2 separate regions of the Homo sapiens genome follow, and region 1 is linked to region 2. A link is an interaction called in ENCODE POLR2A ChIA-PET data of the cell type or tissue named here. Cell type or tissue: PC-3. All regions are shown on one strand. Links, peaks and the distances in the headings refer to the core of each region. The heading gives the core; the rest is flanking DNA. Region 1 overlaps PCNT (pericentrin). Region 2 overlaps DIP2A (disco interacting protein 2 homolog A).

The links. ChIA-PET counts read pairs that join two places held together with the same protein. Peaks named below come from ENCODE experiments on the same cell type or tissue, not always from the same donor. Only the 100,000 strongest peaks of a DNase experiment are listed, where the experiment ranks them.
Region 1: POLR2A ChIA-PET joins it to region 2 with 6 read pairs; 3 of 35 experiments call an interaction of 5 or more read pairs at or near these places.

What each region holds. Positions count from the first base shown.
Region 1 is chr21:46,420,239-46,425,605 of GRCh38, reverse strand. It overlaps PCNT (pericentrin), which reads right to left. Exons shown (of 47, transcript NM_006031.6): 32 at 3,482-3,636. It also overlaps the pseudogene RPL18AP2. Among named protein-coding and RNA genes, the nearest start is that of DIP2A, 36 kb to the left of the region's middle. RefSeq lists enhancers at 2,755-3,260, 3,261-3,767, 3,768-4,274. In PC-3, for the core only: a CTCF peak has its summit at 4,941 (motif pointing right); no DNase peak of the experiment used is centred there.
Region 2 is chr21:46,506,856-46,512,222 of GRCh38, reverse strand. DIP2A (disco interacting protein 2 homolog A) reads right to left here. Exons shown (of 38, transcript NM_015151.4): 7 at 2,847-2,966; 8 at 609-806. Among named protein-coding and RNA genes, the nearest start is that of DIP2A-IT1, 47 kb to the right of the region's middle. In PC-3, for the core only: no CTCF peak of the experiment used is centred there; a DNase peak (open chromatin) is centred at 2,262; H3K4me3 peaks cover 670 bases; H3K27ac peaks cover 3,289 bases.

The DNA.
Region 1 (5,367 bases), core at 268-5,267, 87 kb after region 2:
TGGAGTGAATTTCTCTATAAGCCACTCCAAAGATGGCCCCGCCACTTCCTCCACTCCACCTGCTCCCTGAGGGGGACACCGTCCCCCGCCTAAGCCTGGACAAAGCTCAGGGCAGGGCTTTAGGCCAATGTCCACAGCGAGATCACAAACATATCACACACTCCCTGCCCACCTGGGACGCTACGAGAAGGCCACACGATGGCCACCCAGGAGGCCTCTGTGCGTGGTCCGGCTGAGGCCAGTGCCGACCACCAGCGTGGGGTGAAGCTGCCTGTGCTGGGCACGGGGAGCAGAGAAAACCATCCCCAGCAGGCCCTGCCCACAGGTCTGTGAACACGAGGCGGCTGCTTTATCCCACCGATTACGCAGCAGCTGGTGTCCGGACACACACTTGACTGTCTCGCCAGAGAGGCTGAGGGGTAAGCAGACGGCCCTATGGAGAAGCTGGTGTCACGACCAGCCTAGAGCCCAGAGCCCAGAGGCTCAGCGCGGTCACCACCACATGAGCACACACCCAAGCACAGGACACGTCTGCATAAAAACCTGAAGAGAAAAATAATCTAATAAAGTCCAAAAAGAGGGAAATGCAAAATGAGGCAATGATGAAGCCTACGACGGGTGTGACTGACTGAAAATAGGCTTTCCTGTAATTTTAACGATATGCCAAAAAAGGTCAAATATTAACACTAAAGTGTGAAACCAAATTGCACACTATGTTCATCTCTAACAACTGAAAACACTTTTACTTTAAACATAACGTATGTGGCACAGGATGGATGCAAACTGAGGTCTGCGGCAGAGCAGGGTGGGGTTGAGGGGAGCGGGGTGGTGCGGGGAGGAGCGGAGACGGGGGGAGCAAGGCCGTGGCTGGGGGAGCAGGGTTGGGGGGGGCGCAGTGGGAGCAGGGCCGGGGGAGCAGGGCGGCGGGCAGGCCCTGAAGCTGCTTGGCCCCTCTCTTCCAGCTGCAGAGGACAGGCCATTTCCTTCTTTTTAATATGCTTTTCTAGATTCTGTATAGAGGAGAAAATGCATTTTAAAAAACATCTCTTACAAAGAAGAGATGCAGAGGCCCTGGGCCACAGCTTCCCGCCAGGTGACACGGGGCCCTTGCAGGTGGGTTCCCGTGAGGCCGGGAAGTGGGGCAGAGACCAGTGGGTACCTTAGAACATGGCCTGTGAGGCAGCCTGGGGGGTCCCACAGACACAATCACTAGGGCTGAGAAGGTTCTGCCATCTCCACACTCAGGACCAGGCGGCTCTGCCTGTCAGCAGTGGTGGTGGTGGCAGCGGCGGAGGCAGGGGAGTCCTCATTTCCTGAGCTCCAGCACCTACCCTGCCCACTTATGGCTCAATTCCAGGCACGGCCAGAGGTGGCCAAGAGTGGCCGGGGCCCCACCCGTGCTCAGGACCTCTCAGCCTCCTCAGCATAGGGACCACAGGGGCTATTAGAGCGTCGACCACACTCTTGGCGTCTGTGGCTGCATCTGAGCAGTGGGTGTCCCCCACGCGCCTGGAGCCACCTCCAAGTGGGGCAAGCACCCAGCTCCACTCAGTTCCCCACTGCGGCGTCAGTGTGGGCACAACCCCAGGGCTCCACACTCTAAAACACAGGCCAGAAATTAAGACAATAAAGGAAAACCCTGAGTTTGAAACAGTCTGAGACATCCATGAAAAAAACTCCTTGTGATTTTCAACTGGACTTGGGACCTTTCAAAGCTGGAGGTGCTCCCTGGACAGCAGTTCCTCCTCTTCCTCCTCCTCCCCTCTCCCCTCCCCCTCCCCCTCCTCCCCTCCCACTCCCCCTTCTCTTCCTCCTCCCCTCCCCCTCCTCATCCCCCTCCCTTCTCTTCCTCCTCCTCCCCTCTTCCCCTCCCCCTCCCCTTCTCTTCCTCCTCCTCTCCCCCTCCTCCTCTGCTTCGCAGCTGCTGCCTCAAGGGCTACAGGAGGCCTTTCCTGCCTTTTGTGCTTTTCTTTTTAAATTATGAAACCTAAGTATGAAGAGTTAACATTAATCAAATTTATTCCTTAAAAATCAGGAATTCTAATATTAGGTTGTTTTCCATAGGAAACACTAACAGAAACATCTCCTTGACGTTTTATATTGTATAAAAATTTGAGGCCAGGCGCTGTGGCTCACACTGTAATCCCAGCACCTTGGGAGGCTGAGGTGGGCAGATTACTTGAGCTCAGGAGCTCAAGACCAGCCTGGGTAACATGGCAACACTCCATCTTTACAGAAAATACAAAAATTAGCTGGGTGTGGTGGCTCACGCCTGTAATCCAAGCTGCTTGGGAGGCTGAGGTGGGAGGATCGTTTGAGCCCAGGAGGCAGAGGTTGCAGTGAGCTGTGACTGCACTGCTGGGTGACAGAGTGAGACTCTGTCTCACCAAAAAAAAAAAAAGGAAATGCAAAGAAGATATAAAAAACTGATTAAAAAAAAAATCTCCAATTTCCATGTTTAAGAAAGTAAAATAAGTTTTTTTATTTTAATGAAAAAAAGAGGTTTAACTGACTCAGTTCTGACAGAGAGGGGTCTTACTATGTTGCCCAGGCTGGTCTTGAACTCCTGGGCTCCAACGATCCTCCTGTCTCAGCCTCCCGAAGTGCTGGGATCATAGGCATGAGCCACCGTGCCCAGCCAAATAAAGTAAAACAAGTTTTATTCTGAATGCAGTAAGTCCTCACTTAACGTCATGGATGGGTTTTGGAAACCGCGACTTTTAAACGCATGTAACAAAGGCACCCTCAGGGCCCTCTGAGACAACGGGAGCTGCGGCCAGCAGCACAGGAGTGTCCTTCCTACAAGGTCAGTTTCCAGGAACCTCGGGGCAACGCTAAGTGAGGACTTACTGCGCAGTCTCAGAAGAGGTTTCACTGATGTGAAGACTGTTTTGTTTGGGAATATGTTTACCACTTGACTAAGCTCCTGTAGTGGCATCATTCTATCACTCACTTGTTTAGCCAAGTTTTTGTCAATGGTTTTGCCATAAAATGATCTGCTAAACTGGGAGAGGAAAGAAAACCTATGAAAAGTTCCACAAAATTCTGCCTTCAAGGTTGATTCCAAGGAGGCTGAGTGGCTTCTCTCCCATCGTCTGAAGAGAACTCGGCTCAGTCCTAGAGCACTGCGGCGTCTGGTGCCTCGGCTTCTCTACAGGGCACAGGCAGGAGGGAGGCACAGGCGGGAGAGAGGCACAGGCCGGCTCTGCGACTCGGGGCAACACCACCTGCCCACGGGCTCACAGGACCCTCCCTGCCCAGATGGGAGGCGGCCACCTAAGGGGCCAGTGCAGGGCTGGGTGGGCGGCTTCCGGGGCCACCGTGGGGCTGCCTCCCGTGAGTCATTAAAATGCAGGTGCTCAGAGGCACCCAGGAAAAGCTGGCCCTCCAAGGCTCTCCCCGGCAAGGCAGGACACAGGGCTTGGGGGATGCCCCGAGGCTGCACATGTGAAGCTGTGAGGGCCGCCCCTGCCAGCCATACCTTCACGTGCTTCGGACGCACTTCCTTCTCCTTCATGGCTTCCGGCAGCGGCTGAAACCTTCCAGAGATGGAAGCAGGGGTCACAGGACCAGCAGTTTGAGCCTCAGGGCCTCCTGACCCCGGGCTCAGTCTTGCTCCAAAACCCGAGCCGTCACCTAAAAACACCACAGGGTCAGGGTCCCACCCACAGCTCTCCAGGGGGTTCCCCAGGGGACGCACTGCAGAGGCAGGACAGGGGTGATCGGCCCGCAGTCCCCAGCGACAACCACACCGTGATTCTGCTCACGGAGAAAACACTGATGGCCCCAAAAATGCTTCATAAAAACATAACCCTGGTGAGAAAGACGCACGTCAAGTAAGAAAACGCAACTTCACAGGTTGAGAACATCACCTGAGTCCCTGATTCCAGCGCCAATCTTAGGGGACCTCTGCTCACTTCTCCAGACGTGGCCCCCAAAGACTCCACAAAACCCAGATGGCCTGGGCAAGCTCAAGAGCAGCGGGACGTGCGGGGCCTGCACCCTCCACGCCAGCCACGGAGATAAGGCAGGCAGCGGACGGGCATCCAATGACTGCTCAGGAAACGCTGACCGTGCCTGCCATGGGGTCCCTGCGGTGCAGCTCCTGTGTCAGGTGGGCATGGGGTCTCAAGGAGGAAAATTCAAAACCTCCCAGGGCCCTGGTCCATCCCAGAGACCTGCAGCTGCGCCAGCCCACAGGGAGGGGGGCGCTTTGGAAACTGAGGCAGGATCGTGTAAGGGACACGAGACCCAGACGAGGAGGAGGCGCCCTGGAAAAAGGGTGTTAGACTTCAAAACAGGAGGATGAGGATGCCAGCGAGACGGGGCCCCCGTGTGGACAAAGCTCCCTGGGGAGCGGAGGCTGCAGCACTTGGGCACCTGGGGGATGATGCCCCGGCACAGCCTGCTGAGCAGAGGGCACACTGGGGAGGAGTAGAGGCCAACGATGCAGGCAGAGTACAACCTCAGAGGATGACGATGACCCCCTCAGAGAAATAACGGGCACGTCATTCACAAAATGAACCAACAAAGTGCTTTTTGTGAGTGGCGGCAAGTGCCGAGAGAGCAGCATGAAGGCCTCAGGAGCAGTGCAAGGGTGCAGGGTGCTGGGTTGCTGCCTGTACCCCTCAAAATGCCTCAGGCCACCCACCGCCTGCAAATCTTTGTGTCTAATAATGGTGCCAAGTCCTACTTCTGCCCTGTGTATCTCAGCTAAAGATGACAACGAAGAAATCTTTGGGGAAATCATCTACTTCAGGTGTTTGAGAAATCTCTGAGGGTGAAGGATGTTGCATCTGCCTGAGCTGCGGCTCCCACAGCGTGTACCAGGAACTCTGGGATGTGACTGCTGCGGACACTGTCACCCAGTGCCACCGAGACATGGGTGCCCAGCACCATGCCCCAGCCCACTCCATCCAGAGGAGATCACAGCCAGCAGGTGCCGCCAGCGGGTGGTCAGAGCTCCACAAGTCCAAGACCACATTCCCCATTGTCCCACTGGACCCTGTGCCTTCAGCACAAACCATGCTTCACCTCGGAGCCCAACACCTTCCTTCAGGTGCAGGGACCTCTCACCTGGCTGTGCCCAAAATAAACTCAAGAACGCCCTCCAAAAAAGAAAGAAACCAAGGAGCTAAAGCTAAAGGAGAGAGGAACAGTTAGGATAAGAAAGATTTCTGAGAAATTTAAAATATGAGCACAGAAACAGAACACTCAGCACAAATGTTGAAAAATAAAGTTCTAAAGAAAACCTCTTAGAAATGAGAACAAAAATAAAAGAAGTAGAAATAAGGAAAGAAAATTTGACAATCAATCTTGGAGGCCTGATATAGTTGAATAACAGGAATTACAAAAAGAAGAGAGAAA
Region 2 (5,367 bases), core at 144-5,143:
TCCATCTACTTAAGAGTGTGTAAGTAAGTTCCAGTATATTCACACGATAAAATAATACCATCAATGAGAATAAACTAAAAGAACACTTGTTTAAAGGCAGGTAAAGCCAACAGTGTGGGCAGTCAGGACAGTAGTTACCCTTTGCGTGTGGAAGGGGTGTGAGGGGCTTTGAACCTAGCAACACTTCTGCTTGGAGTGCTGATTACAGGACCATATTCACTCTGTGAATTCATCAGGTTGTATATATGCTTACTATTTGTGTTACAAAAAAAACATAGTATGGAACCAAAAGATGTCAAACACACAGAAATACATACTGCCTGATTCCCCTTATACAAAGTTGAAAATAAGACGAAACTAAACTACACTGTTCAGAATGCATACATAGAACGCTCCAAACACTTGAACCCAGAGCAATGGCAGTCACCATGCATCAGTGAGTGGTCCCCTCCGGTGGGATGGGTACCTGGTATAGGTCAATGTTCTATTTATCTGCCAGCTGTGCTGGTTTCTCAGGAATATTTATCAAGCTGTATGTCTATGCTGTGTTATGTGTGTGACATTCTACAGCTAACCCAGAAGCACAACTGCTTTCTGTTAACACTTGCCATAGGTGAGAGTGTAGACGGCTTTCCCAGTTGTATCCAAGGCAGTCAGACAGGGGGATTTGGGCTGTGTTGTGCCCCAGCGCTGCAAGGTGGCCAACAGCGACGGCGGTCGGGGGACACCTGCAGTGAGAGGCTCCCCTCTCAGCACACTCGTCTCGCTTCCCTCAGGCTTTGGCTGATTTGGATCTGGTTGCTGAACTACAAGCAAAATCAAAACTTTAAAATCAGCAATTCAGAGCACCACGAACACATTCTGTTTTTAAGCATTCATAGTTTATAATATTGTTTTTTAATCCCAACTATAAAAAAGCTTACAATAATTTGTTTCGATTTTTGCATCACAGTCACCGACAACTAACCAAAGGATTAAAGGAGCTTTAGTCATGGATGATGACGGCTGTGAAATAAAGTTAAAAACAACCCACCATCCTGGTGACCACAACCTCACAGACAAAGGTGACCTTGGAGTGGTTCCCACTTTCCCAACTTCTGGACAGGACTGTGGCACCTCTGCTACCCCCGGCACCACAGCGGTGAACAGCCAGGTATCCACAGCCTGGAGATAGGACCTGGTGGCCCACTCACACAGGAGGAAAGCAAGCAGAACCACCACTTCAGCCTAGGGATCCAAACAACTATCACTATGTTCAAAGAAAAAGAATTAAAAGATTATTTGATTATAGGCTGGGCGTGGTGGCTCATGCCTGTAATCCCAGCACTTTGGGAGGCCGAGGCGGGTGGATCATGAGGTCAGGAGATCGAGACCATCCTGGTTAACATGGTGAAACCCTGTCTCTACTAAAAATACAAAAAAAAATTAGCCAGGTGTGGTGGTGGACGCCTGTAGTACCAGCTACTCGGGAGGCTGAGGCAGGAGAATGGCGTGAACTCAGGAGGTGGAGCTTGAAGTGATTCGAGATCGCACCACTGCACTCCAGCCTGGGCGACAGAGTGAGACTCTGCCTCAAAAAAAAAAAAAAAAAAAAAGATTATTTGATTATATAGCTCCTGGAAAAAGATTACTTTAATCTTGTTTTTTACTTTAAAAAGAATTAATCTTTTTCTAGGAGCTGTATAACCAAAATTTGCCCAAGTGGTAAGAAACACTGCTCTAAGATGCATTCATACCAATAAACTCTGAATTTGAAAGGCACTGTGTGATGGCTAATATTGATGTCAACTTGATGGGATTGAAGGATGCAAAGTATTCTTCCTGGGTGTGTCTGTGAGGGTGTTGCCAAAGGAGATTAACGTTTGAGTCAGTGGACTGGGAAAGGCAGACCCACCCTAAATCTGGGTGGGCACAGTTTAATCAGCTGCCAGCACGGCCAGAATAAAGCAGGCAGAAGAACGTGGAAAGACTAGACTGGCCTAGCCTCCCAGCCTACACCTTTCTCCTGTGCTGGATGCTTCCTGCCCTAGAACATTGGATTCCAAGTACTTCAGCACTGGGACTCAGACTGGCTTCCTTGCTCTCAGCTTGCAGATGGCTTACTGTGGGACCTCACCTTGTGATCGTGTGAGTCAATATGCCTTAATGAACTTCCCTTTATATGTATACATCTATCCTATTAGTTCCGTCCCTCTAGAGAACCCTGACTAATACACACTATCTGATTACAACGGGGAAATAATCTCCTGAAAGCTATGTCTAATCCTCGGGTGTGGAGGAGACTCTGGGCTGGTCGGCTGTCAGCAGTGTCACTGTACAAACAGCCAAGGTCTGCGAGTAGGACCAGCATGGGGCCCCTGTGGCCCTAACGACACACTCACATGTTTGTACTGGCTTCATTTCTGGTTTCTGCTTGCTAGTTTTCTCTTTTAAAAAATATGTGTGTATTCTTCCTAAATACGTATTTCATTCACATATGAGAGGCTAAAATTCTGAAAAGCAGCCAAATCTATGCTGAAAATTAAATACTTTAAAACCACAAGAAGGTAAGTATTTCAGAGTTAAAGTTTAAATTAAACATTTAAATAATGTAAGTTAAATAAAACCGTAGAAGAATTTTTATGAAATGCCAAGTCACTTGAATATGAGCAGCAAATTTTCTACCTGCTCAAATAAAGGAAGCAGTCATGTGATTCTAAATTCACCATTACACCCAGTGACCACTGAGTCTGGAAACAGAATATATATAGCAATATCCATGTATAATATACATTTGCCTGTGTTTCTCAACTTCGTGGCCACCCTTTTCATACAAACAGAAAAGCTCAAAGTTGGACAACTCTTACCTTCCAACAATTCCTCAAAATCATCCACAAAGAACTCCTTCAGTGGAGGGCGCTTTGGCCTCTTCAGGGTGTTCAGAAGCTGCTGGATTTTGGAGGACACTCTGCTGTTCACAGGGACACCTGTCACGGGAAGGACAGAGGAGCACTGAGGCCAGGACACATCTGAAGAAGTGGACACAGGTGTAAGGTCCAAGGACAAACCACACGATGCATCAGAGCTTACAAATCCATCCAAGTGTGGGCCCCACTGGACAGTCATTTTGGAATCAATTCATTTAGAAAACACTTACTGAATGCCTTCCAGGAAACAGGACTTGTTCTAAGCTAGCAGGTTTTTTTTTGTTTTTGTTTTTTTGCTTTAGACGGAGACTCACTCTGTTGCCAGGCTAGAGTGCAGTGGCATGATCTCAGCTCACTGCAATCTCCGCCTCCTGGGTTCAAGCGATTCTCTTGCCTCAGCCTCCCAAGTAGCTGAGTCTACAGGCATGCGCCACCACACCTGGCTAATTTGTATTTTTAGTAGAGATGGGGTTTCACCATGTTGGCCAGGATGGTATCGATCTCTTCACCTCGTGATCCACCTGCCTTGGCCTCCCAAACTGCTGGGATCACAGGCGTGTGCCACCGCGCCCGGCCTAAGCAGTTTTTTAAATGGTCCAGGGACCCCTGGGGCATCCAAGTCCCTTTCAGGAAGTTTATGAGGTCACGACTATTCCATGGTAATGTTAAGAAGTCATGGCCCTGTAATCCCAGCACTTTGGGAGGCTGAGGCAGGTGGATCACGAGGTCAGGAGATCGAGACCATCCTGGCTAACACAGTGAAACCCCATCTTTACTAAAAATACAAAAAATTAGCCGGGTGTGGTGGCGGGCGCCTGTAGTCCCAGCTACTCGGGAGGCTGAGGCAGGAGAATGGCATGAACCCGGGAGGCGGAGCTTGCAGTGAGCCGAGATTGCGCCACTGCACTCCAGCCTTGGTGAAAGAGGGAGACTTCTTCTCAAAAAAAAAAAAAAAAAAAAAAAGTCATTGGCCAGCCAGGAGCAGTGGCTCACAGCTGTAATCCCAGCACTTTGGTTAGCTAAGGCAGGAGAGGATCGCTTGAGGCCAGAAGTTTAAGACTAGCCTGGTCAACACAGCAAGACCCTGTCTCTACAAAAAATTTAAAAAATAAAAAATTATCTGGATGTGGTGGCTTGTGCCTGCAGTCCCTGCTCCTTGGGAGGCTGAGAAGGAAGGATTGCTTGAGTCCAGAAGTTTCAGGCTACAGTGAGCCATGATCATGTCAGTGAACTCCAGCCTGGGCAACAGAGTCACTATTTAAAAAAAAAAAAAATGGGGGGCTGGGCACAGTGGCTCACCCCTGTAATCCCAGCACATTGGGGTTCTGAGGTGGGCAGATCACTTGAGTTCTAGACTAGCCTGGCCAACAGGTCAAAATCCCATCTCTACTAAAAAATACAAAAATTAGCCAAGCTTGCTGGTATGCACCTGTAGTAAAGAAAAAAAAATTAGCCAAGTGTGGTGGCAGTTGCCTGGAGTTCCAGCTACTTGGGAGGCTAAGGCAGGAGAATCGCTTGACACCAGAAGGCAGAGGCTGCGGTGAGCCAAAATCAAGCCACTGCACTCCATCCTGGGTGACAGAGCAAGACTTTGTCTTAAAAAAAAAAAAAAAAAAAAAAAAAAGAACAGAAAATTAAAAAAAAAAAGCAGAGTTGGAGGACTCAAACTGTATAATTTCAAGAATTTTAAGAAAATCACAGTGGTCATGGCTATACGAGGTGTAAGGACAGATAAATAAGGAAACGGAACAACACACAGAGCCCAGAGCCCAGAAATAGACCCTTCCCTCTCCAACATGGTCTACCGATTTTCATTAAAGATGCCAAGGAAACTTGGTGGGAAAAGAATGGTCTTTATTATAAATGATGCTAGAACAACTGAATACCCACATACAAAAATGTAAACTTTGATTCATACCTGATACTTAGGCTAAAATTAACTCAAAATGAACTATCTACCTAAATGTAAAAACTAAAACTATAAAATTCTGGAAGAAAATATAGGAGAAAACATTTGTGACCTTGGGTTAGACAAAAATTTCTTAGATATGACACAAAAGCACAATATATAAAAAAATTTGGTAAACTGAATGTCATAAAAATGTAAACCATCTGCTCTTTGAAAGGCATTGTTAAAGCAAGCCAGACTGGGAGAAAATACAAATGATAAACCTCATATGGGATGACTTGTATCTAGAATATATAAACAGCCCTCAAAACTCAATAAGAAAACAAGCACAATTTGGCTGGCCACAGTGGCTCACACTGTAATCCCAGCACTTTGGGAAGCCAAGGCAGGCAGAGACGAGGAGTTCAAGACCAGCCTGGTCTCTACTAAAAAGACAAAAATTAGCCAGGCATCGTGGCACATGCCTGTAATCCCAGCTACTCACGAGACTGAGGCAGGAGAATTGCTTGAACCTGGGAGGTGGATGTTGCAGTGAGCCAAGATCGCACCACT